Linked DNA regions of Homo sapiens: region 1 is linked to region 2. Evidence: chromatin loops called from intact Hi-C (ENCODE). Cell type or tissue: heart right ventricle. All regions are shown on one strand. Links, peaks and the distances in the headings refer to the core of each region. The heading gives the core; the rest is flanking DNA. Region 1 has its middle 99 kb from the start of GLS. Region 2 has its middle 14 kb from the start of STAT4.

What was found. Peaks named below come from ENCODE experiments on the same cell type or tissue, not always from the same donor. Only the 100,000 strongest peaks of a DNase experiment are listed, where the experiment ranks them.
Region 1: a loop joins it to region 2, with 4 times the contacts of the local background. A loop is called at or near these places in 24 of 110 quality-filtered maps.

Annotation. Positions count from the first base shown.
Region 1 is chr2:190,778,146-190,784,832 of GRCh38, reverse strand. No RefSeq gene overlaps it. Among named protein-coding and RNA genes, the nearest start is that of GLS, 99 kb to the left of the region's middle. RefSeq lists a cis regulatory region at 2,806-3,169. In heart right ventricle, for the core only: a CTCF peak has its summit at 3,022 (motif pointing left); a DNase peak (open chromatin) is centred at 3,004; H3K27me3 peaks cover 306 bases.
Region 2 is chr2:191,161,531-191,168,217 of GRCh38, reverse strand. No RefSeq gene overlaps it. Among named protein-coding and RNA genes, the nearest start is that of STAT4, 14 kb to the right of the region's middle. In heart right ventricle, for the core only: CTCF peaks have their summits at 2,741 and 2,948 (motif pointing left); no DNase peak of the experiment used is centred there; H3K27ac peaks cover 2,185 bases.

The DNA of each region.
Region 1 (6,687 bases), core at 460-5,459, 380 kb after region 2:
AGGATAATTTCCCTTTTGATTGACTCAAAGTCAACTGATTAGTAACCTAATGATGGGGGTGATATCCCATGGTTCTGCCATACTCAAGGGAAGGGGACTATATAGGACACACATACCCGGGGGCCATCTTAGAATTCTGCCAATACAGGAGTGATGACAGCTTCCCAGAATTCTCCTTTATAGAGTTCTGCTTATATCTCATTGGCCAGAATGAGATACATGAGATTACATGGCTGCCACTAGCTGCAAAGAAGGATAGTAAAGTGAATATTCAGCTTTCCCAACTTTTGTAGTGAAGCTGAGGACAGGAGAGGAGCTGGGAATGGGTGTTAAATTAGTCTATCAACAGAGTTTCCCACACAGTCAAATCCTTGAGACACCTTAATTATAGAATGGTAGATCTGAAAGAGGATGTGAAGTACATTTAATATAACTTTTCTATTTTCTAGATGATGAAGCTGAAAAGACCTCATGTGAAGTTCTTGAAATCACATTATTTGCGCTAAGCAAAATCTAGTAACACTAGAATATTCAGCTTCTCTGGTAGTTTAGTTTATCAAACCTCCAAGAGAAAAGGTATAAAAAGGTGTAACACAAATAGTAAGCTAATGAACAAATAATTTCTTTTGAAGTTGATCATGGATCTGTTTTTTTTTAATCATATAAAGCTGGTTTTTACATTCTAATCCTAACTGATGGTGCCATGAGCTTGAACAAGAGGGACAACTGGTAAAGCATAGGTGCAGAAGACAAGTCTGCATGAGTTCCGAGAAAGAAGTCACAACTCCCAGCTCAGGAAACCAGGCAAAATATCAAAGCAGGCCCAGAATTTGAGATAGGCATTAAAGGACAGATCAGATGTGACATAGGAAGATCAGTGGAGGATATTCCAAGTAGATGGAAAAATGGAAACAGAAGTAGATGTATTAAACTACAAAATGCATAAAAGCAGAGATCAACTCCATTCAACCAGGCTGGTTCCAGAGAAATCTCTTAAGGGGCTGCTTTACCAGTCTAGAACAGAGGTAAAGCTGGCTTGCTCTAGGAGGGTGACCATGGAAATGAAAATGATGACAGTGAATGTGGAAAGAAAGTTGTATGTGTTGATTGGACAGGACTTTCCACTGAGTCTGTAAGTACAAGTCTTACTCATCTCATACTCCCAGGCCCATATCCAGTGCCTGCACATATCAGATACTCAATAAATGCTTTGAGTAGAATTTATGGGTGATTTGGTACAGAACACAAAAAAATAGATCAAGGACTCTGAGTTGGAGCTCAAGAGTGAGTACAGAACTGAATAGAGGGTGTGGAGTTCAGTTTTAGACATGTTGAGCTCCAGGTAGCCTCCTGGATTCCAGGGATGATGTCTAGAAGACAATAAGGGAAAGACACCTGAGAAACAGATAGGTATGGAAATGTATATTTGCAGTCTGCAGCTGTGCAGGCAAAAAGAAAAGGCAGTGGAGAGCTTTAGGGAATGCATACATTTAAGAGGGAGGAAGAAAATGAGTAGATGGGGAATTGACTAGAGAAAATGGGCTGTGCGTCCAAGAAAACAAGGGATAGGAGTGTCTAGAAGCTAGTGACCAGCAGTTTCCGAGCACGTGGGCTCAGGAGAGAATGGGGGAAAACAGATTGCAAGAATTTCAGGAGTGAGTTGAGAGGGAGAGCCGACGGTTGGTATCAAGTTCTTTTAAAAGTTTAAGGATGGCTGGGTGTGGTGGCTCAGGCCTGTAATCCCAGCACTTTGGGAGGCTGAGGCGGGCGGATCACAAGGTCAGGAGATCAAGACCATCCTGGCTAACATGGTGAAACCCCGTCTCTAGCAAAAATACAAAAAATTAGCCGGGCGTGGTGGCGAGTGCCTGTAGTCCCAGCTACTTGGGAGGCTGAGGCAGGAGAATGGCGTGAACCTGGGAGGCGAAGCTTCCAGTGAGCGGAGATTGCGCCTTTGCACTCCAGGCTGGGCGACAGAGTGAGACTCCATCTCAAAAAAAAAAAAAAAAAAGAAAAAAAAAAGAAAAGAAAAAAAAAGTTTAAGGATAAGAGAAAAATCAGCAGTGACAGAATCAAGGGAAGGTGGTTTGGAGTATTTGCTTTACAGGATGAGGGTGACAGAGAGTATCTGCCTGGAAGAATTGGTCGGAAGAAAAGGGGAGAGTGAATATAAAAGAGGGAATCCTGCTGAGGGGTGAGGTGACAGGGTCTGAGGTTGCTGGAGGGTGGAGGAGGCACTCATTGTCCTCTGAAGTAAGAGGAGGAAAAGGGGAGAGAGAAGGAGAGGGAGGCTTTCTGCCTTGTGCTTTCTGTCACTAACTGGCTCTGGGGAAGCTTGGGTCATTATGTAACCTCCCTGAATCTCATCTGTAAAGTCATTGGCCTAGGTGAACACTGGAGTTGGACAAACTATTATCTTGCCTCAGACATTTTACTCGAGACTCCCTCCCCTCGCTTGCTGTCCTCATCCAATCAGTTACCTGTAATGGTGATTATAGCAATAATAGCAGAACCATTTATTGCATGTCTCAAAATATCCAATTGGGATGAACCCCCAAAAGCTACATGGTGAAGAAATTGTTCAAATGTAACTTGAAGGATAGTGTGCATGTGTGGTGTGTGTGTGCGCGTGTGTAAAATGTCTTAGTTCAGTTTATCTAAAATCTTATAGGAATGCTTATAATGGCTTTTCTATTCTTTCTTCTATTTCTTTCCTGAGTTCAATCAACTTTTATTTTATTTCTTCTTTTTTTATGTCTGTTTCTGTACCTAGTTTCTGAATGTGTAATTTGAAGTGTTTTTCCATGTTCCCAAGTGCTTGAGGACGTTGAATTCAGTTCAGTGTTGTGTTAGTTTTCTTCCACTTTGCCATTATTTGGGGGAGGAATTTTTCTCAGTTGAATTGCTTGGGTTCTTTTTATTCTGGTGATTTTGCTTAGATGAAGACTTTGATCCGCCTTTCTGTGGACAGGGCTGGAAGGGTTGGGGTGGTTGCAAAATTCCTAGGTCAAGAGCGCCCTCTTCTGTCAGTGTGGCAAAGTATAACTTCTTTTTCTTTCTTTTTTAAAATTGAACTTATTATTATTATTTATTATTATTATTTGGAAGGGGAATGATGGGAGAAGGGGCTGGGCTACCTTCAGTTTTGCAAGGGAAGAGATTCTTGCAGGTTCTTCAATTTCCCTCTCACTGCAAGATTTCCAGAGCTCGCCTCTAAAAGAGGGTCCCTTTGACCCTTTTTACCAGGATGCCTTACTTATCCTTCCAAGACCATCTCCTCTCACAAAAAGTGGGACAAGACCATCTCCTCGCATGCAGCACATATGGTTAAGTCCCTTCCCAGTAGTAAGTAGCCTGATCTACCAGTGTGCTTTTCAGTATTTTCAAACTTAGCGCCGACGTTCTCTCTCTGGTGGTTGTTTCAGATCAATCTAAGGTCCACCACTAGCTTCCCTCTTGTCTACTCTGCACGGATTTTCTCCAGCTGACTTTGTTGGTTCCTGAAGGGCTTGTATTAGGAGTGGAGGAGGCAACTTGCTGGGGTTTGGTGTTTATTTTTCTATTTACAGTTAATTTGAAATTTGGACATTTCATGTCTTCTAGTTATGTAGAAGACATGGGTTTTATGTAGTTTCATTTGATCTTCTTTATTGTTTTGGGAGAGAGTATGTTCAAACTCAGATTTATATCACCACCATTTTCTTGGCTTCTCAGAATTTTTCCATAACATATACTCTAAATTTGTCTAATTTGCCAATAAGATATATAGGAGTTCATTGACTCAAATTATCTCAGGGAGCTCTTTAAGCTCTTACATTAATTAAGAATTGAATTGAGCTACTGGTGAAGGAGATTCCCCTAAACAAATTTGGGGCTTTTCTTGTGTAACAAAAATTTCAGAGGTAGGTGGTAGCGGGCATTGGCTCAGCAGTGAAGACAGACCATGTTGATATCTCCATGACATCTTAACCTCTCCCTCACAGGTGCCTGTGATTACAGGAGGGTTGCTCTACCTCCAGTGTGTCATGGCTATAATCCAGTCAAGAAGAAGGGCAGAGTACAAAGGGTAAAAGGCACTTGTTAACTGTCAGCTCCATTTTAAAGGTCTTTCCTGAAAGCCCCATCCAAAAACTTTTGCTTATACCTGGGTTCAATGACAACCTCTAGCTGCAAAGGAGAATTAGAAATGTAGTTTTTGTTTGTTTGATTTGTAGTAGTTGATTTGTTTTTCCTGAGCACATTATAGCTCCCCCTCAAACACACACACACAAAATGGGGGAGATGTTAGTAAGGATAGGAGAAAAAAGAATATTGGATAGGCACTAAAAATTCCCCTCTGCAACTCTCCAAGTCCAGGAACAGAGAGTTTCTGGTCTCACATCATTGGCTCAGAGACAATATCCAGACCAATGATTACCAAACACCTTTGGGAGGTTCTGAGAGAAGGCTGTGTCACGACAGGTAAGAGAATTACTGGAGACTGACCAGCTGCATGGAAAAGGACTGAAATAAAACAAGGCTAAACACTGCCCCGGGTTGATTTACCCTTACTTTGGGAGTCAGCCTAAAAGCTAATAAATATGTTTTTTTTTTTTAAGCAGCGTATTAGGAATTCCCCAGTTTGTAAACAGGGACACAGTTCTTCTCTTTTCCCTTCTTTCTCTAAATGGAAATAATTCTATAATGAAACAAATTATTTAGGAGTTAAAGCCTAGTGGAAGATCATCTGTTCTCACCATGGAAAACTCTAGTGGATTAATTCATTCCCAAAACACTCAGCCATCTTACCTGCTACACAGACACACACACACACACACACACACACACACACACACACACACACACCTATAGAGACTTCTATATATGATACCCTCATTGATATATATCTGTTATAATTGTTGATAACTGTTAACTCAGCTATGTGAAACTAGTTTTGTAGTTTTGTAGGTACACCAATCCTTTAAGATTCATTTCAGAAAATAGAGAAACAGACACTTAAAAATCTCCATCCTCAAAGACAAGCACTCAAGTTTATAAACACACCAATTTATTTACTCCAGCAGACAGAATCGTGGCATATAATGATTACGTTTTGATCCACAGAAAACTCTCGGGAGATGTGAATGTCTGGCTCTACCCCTAGCTAGCAGTGCTATTTGGGGAAGCAACTTAATCTCTCTGAACATCATTTCCTTGTCTATAGAAGAATGGAATTTGTATGACTGTTTTTGTCAAGTTATAAGATCCTATCATTTTGGAGATTCTTATGTTCAATTAGCCTTTGTTCAGTGTCTGCTATGTGCTAGGCACTAATCTATGTACTATGGACGTCTTATGGGGTAGTAAAGCACAATGGGGAAGATTTCAAGCCAACTCAAAGGAGAAGGTGAATAAAATATCTAGGAAGAAATTTAACCAAGGAGATGTGCAACATGAAAACTATAGTTAATAACAATGTATTGTTTACTTGAAAATCACAAAAGAGTAGATTTTAAGATTTCTCGTTACAAAAGTAATTATAAATAGGTGAGGTAATACATATGCTAATTAGCTAGGTTTAGTCATTCCACAAGGCACACATATTTCAAAATATCATGTTGTACACTGTAAATATATACAATTTTTATTTGTCAATTAAAAACAAGACAAAAAAGTGCTATAAAGCAAAACAAAACAAAAATTTAATCAAGGAGGTAAAAGACTTGTACACTGAAAACTACAAAACATTGCTGAAAGAAATTAAAGAAGACCTAAATGAATGGAAAGGCATCCCATGTTCCTGGGTAGGCCAACTTAACGCTGTTAAGATGCCAATACTACCAAAGCAATCTGGAAAAGCTGATACATATGGAATTATGAGGAACCCTAGATAGGCAAAACAATCTTGAAAATAAATAACAAAGTCAGAGGCTCACACTTCCTGATTTCAAAAGTTACTATAAAGCTACAGTAATCAAAACAGTGTGGTACTGGTATAAAGATAGACACACATAGACCAATGGAGTAGAATTTAGGGTCCAAGTGGAAACCTGTATTTCTATGGCCAAATGATTTTTGACTAGGGTGCCAAGTCCAGTCAATGGAAAAACAGCAGTCTTTTCAGCAAATGGTGTTGGGACAGCTGGATTTTCACATGCAAAAGAATGAAGTGTGACCCCAACCCCACATCGTATAAAAACATTAACTCAAAATGGATCAACAATCTAAATATAAGAGCTGAAACCACGAAAGTCTTAGAAGACAACATAGGGGTAAATCTTCATTACTCTGGATTTGGATATAACCCTGAAAGTATGAGCAACAAAAGAAAAAATAGATAAGTTGGACATTCTCAAAACTAAAATGCTTCTTGCATTAAAGGATGATATCAAGAAATTAAAAAGACAACTTATAGAATTAGAGAAAATATTTATAAATAAAAATATCTGAGTGGGGCGGTTCCAAGATGGCCAAATAGGAACAGCTCCAGTCTACCGCTCCCAGTGTGAGCGACGCAGAAGACGAATGATTTCTGCATTTCCAACTGAGGTACCGGGTTCATCTCACTGGGGACTGTTGGACAGTGGGTGCAGGACAGTGGGTGCAGCACACCGAGTGTGAGCTGAAGCAGGGCGAGGCATCACCTCACCCAGGAAGTGCAAGGGGTCAGGGAATTCCCTTTCCTAGCCAAGGAAAGGGGTGAGAGAC
Region 2 (6,687 bases), core at 509-5,508:
CTCCCAGATACCTCTGGTCCCAGCTCTAATCCACAGATACAATTTACCTATCCTTTGTCAATAGATTAAATTGTTAGATTAGTCTGACGGGAAATGTTGTTCATGTGAAGTCAGTATCTTGTTCTATTCCCATTATTTATTCAGTGTGACAATTTTTTTCCCTTGCTATAAAAGTTGAGCTTAGAGGTCTTTAATTTTCAGAACTAAACCTTTTACCCTTTTATTACACAACCATTTTATGCTGGCTCTTTTCCCAGTGTCCTGGCACTTCCTTAGTTCCCCAAGAAACGCTAAAGAGTAACAGATGTAACCCAGCAAAGGCTTCAACCAATTCATCAAGTACTCTGTGAAGTAAGTCATACTCCTCATAAGTTTGAACACAGCTTCTTTATAACCACTCTACTGTTTGTCTGTTGCTCTCTTTCTGGGGTTCTCTGTCCTTCTCTCTAGTCCATAGTTTGGTACTATCTTTTTTTCTTTTTTTTTTTTCAGATGGAGTCTCCCTCTGTCACCCAGGCTGGAGTACAGTGGCATGATCTCGGCTCACTGCAACCTCCGCCTCCCGGGTTCAAGTGATCCTCTTGCCTCAGCCTCTCAAGTAGCTGGGATTACAGGCGCCTGCTACCGTGCCTGGCTAATGTATGTATTTTTAGTAGAGACGGGGTTTCACCGTGGTGGCCATGGTTGGCCAGGCTGTTCTTGAACTCCTGACCTCAGGTGATCTGCCTGCCTTTGCCTCCCAAAGTGCTGGGATTACAGGCATGAACCACCGTATCTGGCCCATAGTTTGGTACTATCTTACATTGTATTAATCAAGGGTACAAAGATATGACTAGATCTAGTGACATATGTGGGTTTTACTCAATAATGTCTTTTATAGACAAGGGAAGAGGCCACTGAAAGCTTCAGGCCTACATGGTTTTTACCGTACACAATTCCCAAAGAGAGAGAGTCAGAGAGACTGGGTCCTAACACCGGTCCAAAAGTATGAGTCACTGTAAGAATAAAGTGCTAGATTGAGACTTCTGGTTTCTTGACAACAAAGACCAAAGTGAAGTAGGTATCCAGCACCCATTCTGGATAATTTGTGTCTTACTCCCAGATATTATAAAATCCACTTTGAGAATTTGAATTAGCCATATATTTGAACATAAGAAGAAAATATATCCAGGAATAAGGTTATTATAAAGACCAAAACCCAGAGGTGAGAAACGAAGTGTTTCAGCTGTGCTATTGAATAAATTCCATCAGGTGAATAAATAAGCCTGAAACAATAGCCCTTTCTGAGCCAGGTTTTATACAATACAGTACACAGCAAAGGTGAGAGACTCTCCACAGGACGACTCTTTAGGACTTTTCTCCTGTGTTGGCCTTGTCTTGTCAAGGTGTTCTCAGTGGTAACAAGACCTTGGGTTTTGCACAGGCATCATTTACAAGAGTTAATTGCCTTCCACCAGATAGCATTTACTCCACTGGTTATCTCCAAAGGAAAGAGCAACACTGTGTTGGAAGCTCGTGTTTAAGGAATTAAGTAGGGCACAAGTACAGCCAACTAAAATAGATTCAATGCTCTGGCAGTATTGCAGAGAAGACAACAAAGTCAGTGTGGTTCCTACTACTTGGCCCGTTGCCTTAAATGAAGTGTTAGATTCCCTATCTGGAGATTCTGCCCTTTGCTGGAAAGACCAATTGACTGGATGATCTAATAATTTTGCCCCCTTTGCCAACCTGTATGTAATCCATTGTTATCATTATTAAGCAACATCCACTGGAATTCTCTGGGAATAGTATAGGAAGTTAGAAATACAAACAGAGGGAACGCAGCTTTCCCGTATGATGTCAGCTTCTGTTTTAGCCTAAATACTTTTAGAGGATATCCCATTTAAGCCAGACATCTTGTTTACAATGGGGCAGTATTGCAGAGTGTGGGTGAGAGGACAATGCACTCACAGTACAAGCTACCACTGTGCAGTTGGTTCTGTCAAAGTCTCATGTTACAGCTGATTAACTGGCTGCTTCTGACAGGGCCAAACATGACAAGCTTCTCCATTCTGAGAGAATCTGCAGACTGAATGCCATCTAAAAGGGAGCCTAAATAGATAGCTCTTTGATACATTACCATGGATCTTTTTGTCCCTGATTTTTATTAATCTTTTATATATATAGCAGCACTTGATATAGATGACTACTGCCCTTGTGATTTCCTCGTGGATTTTTCTAAACCTTGAAGCAATGAGGAAGTGAATACAGAGTTTATGCCTTTGTATGGGAAATGAATTGGATTATTAGAGAAAATTCTCTGGAAAACCAACCAGCAAGCAGTCATGGCTCTAGAATTTCTATAAAGGAGTTAAACGGGGCAACTTATTGGGACAGCCAGGGAATTTGTCTTAAAGTTGTATAGCAAAGAAACCACCTTTACCTAGATAATATGGGGTGGTAGGGTGGATTTTGGAGACAGGCAAGAGACCTCTGAGCCATCTCTTGTCATCACCACCCTGTGTAAGTTTGACATACCTAAATACCTAAGGAACAAAGGCTTTATCTAAATTGTAAGTAAATACTCAGGTATGAATCTGACCAATGTCACCATTCAGGTACTCAGGTTAAACAAAGCCAAGAATAAATCCTCACAATCCTTTCACATGAGTACTATTGCTTGCATCCTCTCTCCTTCTTCCACATCCATCCTGGTGTAAAGTAAGACTGATACACTTGCGATAGCCATAGAGCAAGTTGGTAGGGGTCTAGTTTATTAATCCTATAAACCTTGTGACATCTCAGGACAAGTGATTACACAATCACAGATGCCAAAAGGCTAGAGACTAATACTGGTCTTGTTTAAATGTGAAAGGCACTCTCTTATAGTAAACTCAAAAGAAGCTTCGGTTTTTAGTTGGCTTTCACGTGAGAATAGTGCCCTCTGGTGCTTTTTAAAGTTCCTGCCTCCAGAACTGGCTAAGGAAAAGAAGTCCTTTGCAATTTGACCAACATTAACAATTTATGCAAAAGGACTGACTATCGTTCAAATAGCGCTTTCCTTTTCCATTTTAAAACTGTGTTCTTTGTTGTAAGACTATTCACCATTGCTCTCATCTAGCATAAAACAGAGAATTTGTACTCCACCCAGAAAGATGGAAGCAGTAGTCAAATGGAAAACATGCATTTATTCCAGCTCATCAACAATGATGTGACTCTGTGAAGCCAAACAATTCTCAAGAGAAAGATGATGCCAACCCTTCATTTTTAAGACTGAGTTCATTATTTTTACACTGATTTGGCTCTCTGTTTGTCTGTAATTGGTGTATAGGAATGCTTGTGATTTTTGCACACTGATTTTGTATCTTGAGACTTTGCTGAAGTTGCTTATCAGCTTAAGGAGATTTTGGGCTGAGACGATGGGGTTTTCTAAATATACAATCATGTCATCTGCAAACAGGGACAATTTGACTTCCTCGTTTGCTAATTGAATACCCTTGATTTCTTTCTCTTGCCTGATTGCCCTGGCCAGAACTTCCAACACTATGTTGAATAGGAGTGGTGAGAGAGGGCATCCCTGTCTTGTACTGGTTTTCAAAGGGATTGCTTCCAGTTTTTCCCCATTTAGTATGATATTGGTTGTGGGTTTGTCACAAATAGCTCTTATTATTTTGACATACGTTCCATCAATACCTAGTTTGTTGAGAGTTTATCACATGAAGGCCTGGGGAATTTTGTCAAAGGCCTTTTCTGCATCTATTGAGATAGTCATGTGGTTTTTGTCATTGGTTCTGTTTATGTGATGGATTACGTTTATTGATTTGCTTATGTTGAACCAGCCTTGCATCCCAGGGATGAAGCCGACTTGATCGTGGTGGATAAGCTTTTCGATGTGCTGCTGGATTCAGTTTGCCAGTATTTTATTGAGGATTTTCACATCGATGTTCATCAGGGATATTGGTCTAAAATTCTCTTTTTTTGTCTCTTCCAGGCTTTGGTATCAGGATGGTGCTGGCCTCATAAAATTAGTTAGGCAGGATTCCTTCTTTTTCTATTGATTGGAATAGTTTCAGAAGGAATGGTACCAGCTCCTCTTTGGACCTCTAGTAGAATTTGTCTATAAATCCGTCTGGTCCTCGACTTTTTTCAGTTGGTAGGCTATTAATTATTGCCTCAATTTCAGAGCCTGTTATTGGTCTATTCAAGGATTCAACTTCTTCCTGGTTTAGTCTTGGGAAGGTGTATGTGTCCAGTAATTTATCCATTTCTTCTAGATTTTCTAGTTTATTTGTGTAGAGGTGTTTATAGCATTCTCTGATGGTAGTTCACATTTCTGTGGGATCGGTGGTGATATCCCCTTTATCGTTTTTTATTGCATCTGCTTGATTCTTCTCTCTTTTCTTCTATGTTAGTCTTGCTAGCAGTCTATCAATTTTGTTGATCTTTTCAAAAAACCAGCTCCTGGATTCATTGATTTTTTGAAGGGTTTTTTGTGTCTCTATCTCCTTCAGTTCTTCTCTGATCTTAGTTATTTCTTGCCTTCTGCTAGCTTTTGAATTTGTTTGCTCTTGCTTCTCCAGTTCTTTTAATTGTGATGTTAGGGTGTCAATTTTAGATCTTTCCTGCTTTCTCTTGTGGGCATTTAGTGCTATAGATTTCCCTCTACACACTGCTTTAAATGTGTCCCAGAGATTCTGGTATGTTGTGTCTTTTTTCTCATTGGTTTCAAAGAACATCTTTATTTCTGCCTTCATTTCGTTATTCACCCAGTAGTCATTCAGAAGCAGGTTGTTCAGTTTCCATGTAGTTGTGCAGTTTTGAGTGAGTTTCTTAATTTGAGTTCTAATCTGATTGCACTGTGGCCTGAGAGAGTTTGTTGTGATTTCTGTTCTTTTACATTTGCTGAGGAGTGCTTTACTTCCAACTATGTGGTCAATTTTAGAATAAGTGTGATGCGGTGCTGAGAAGAATGTATATTCTGTTGATTTGGGGTGGAGAGTTCTGTAGATGCCTGTTAGGTCCACTTGGTGAAGAGCTGAGTTCAAGTCCTGGATATCCTTGTTAACCTCTGTCTCATTGATCTGTCTAATATTGACAGTGGGGTATTAAAGTCTCCCATTATTATTGTGTGGGAGTCTAAGTCTCCTTGTAGGTCTCTAAGGACTTGCTTTATGAATCTGGGTGCTCCTGTATTGGGTGCATATATATTTAGGATAGTTAGCTCTTCTTGTTGAATTGATCCCTTTACGATTGTGTAATGGCCTTCTTTGTCTCTTTTGATCTTTGTTGGTTTAAAGTCTGTTTTAGCAGAGACTAGGATTGCAAACCCTGCTTTTTTTTTGCTTTCCATTTGCTTGGTAGATCTTCCTCCATCCCTTTATTTTGAGCCTATGTGTGTCTCTGCACGTGAGATGGGTCTCCTGAATACAGTGCACTGATGGGTCTTGACTCTTTATCCGATTTGCCAGTCTGTGTCTTTTAATTGTGGCATTTAGCCCATTTACATTTAAGGTTAATATTGTTATGTGTTAATTTGATCCTGTCATTATGATGTTAGCTGGTTATTTTGCCCGTTAATTGATGCAGTTTCTTCCTAGCATCGATGGTCTTTACAATTTAGCATGTTTTTGCAGTGGTTGGTACCAGTTGTTCCTTTCCATGTTTAGTGCTTCCTTCAGGAGCTCTTGTAAGGCAGGCCTGGTGGTGACAAAATCTCTCAGGATTTGCTTGTCTGTAAAGGATTTTATTTCTCCTTCACTTATGAAGCTTAGTTTGGCTGGATATGAAATTCTGGGTTGAAAATTTTTTCTTTAAGAATGTTGAATATTGGCCCCCATTCTCTTCTGGCTTGTAGGGTTTCTGCCGAGAGATCCACTGTTAGTCTGATGGGCTTCCCTTTGTGGGTAACCCGACCTTTCTCTCTGGCTGCCCTTAATATTTTTTCCTTCATTTCTACCTTGCTGAATCTGAAAATTATGTGTCTTGGGGTTGCTCTTGTCAAGGAGTATCTTTGTGGTGTTCTCTGTATTTCCTAAATTTGAATGTTGGCCTTCCTTGCTAGATTGCGGAAGTTCTCCTGGATAATATCCTGAAGAGTATTTTCAAACTTGGTTCCATTCTCCCCGTCACTTTCAGGTACACCAATCAAACATAGATTTGGTCTTTCCACATAGTCCCATATTTCTTGGAGGCTTTGTTCGTTTCTTTTTACTCTTTTTTCTCTAACCTTGTCTTCTCGCTTTATTTCATTAATACGATCTTCAATTACTGATATCCTTTCTTCCACTTTATCGAATGGGCTATTGAAGCTTGTGCATGCATCATGAAGTTCTCCTGCCATGGTTTTCAGCTCCTTCAGGTTATTTAAGGTCTTCTCCACACTGTTTATTCTAGTTAGCCTTTTGCCTAACCTTTTTGCAAGGTTTTTAGCTTCTTTGCAATGGGTTCAAATATCCTCCTTTAGCTCAGAGAACTTTCTTATTACTGACCTTCTGAAGCCTACTTCTGTCAACTCATCAAAGTCATTCTCCATCCAGCTTTGTTCCCTTGCTGGAGAGGAGCTGCGATCCTTTGTAGGAGAAGAGGCACTCAGGTTTTTAGAATTCTCAGCTTTTCTGCTCTGGTTTCTCCCCATCTTTGTGGTTTTATCTACCTTTGGTCTTTGATGTTGGTGACCTACAGATGGGGTTTTGGTGTGGATGTCCTTTT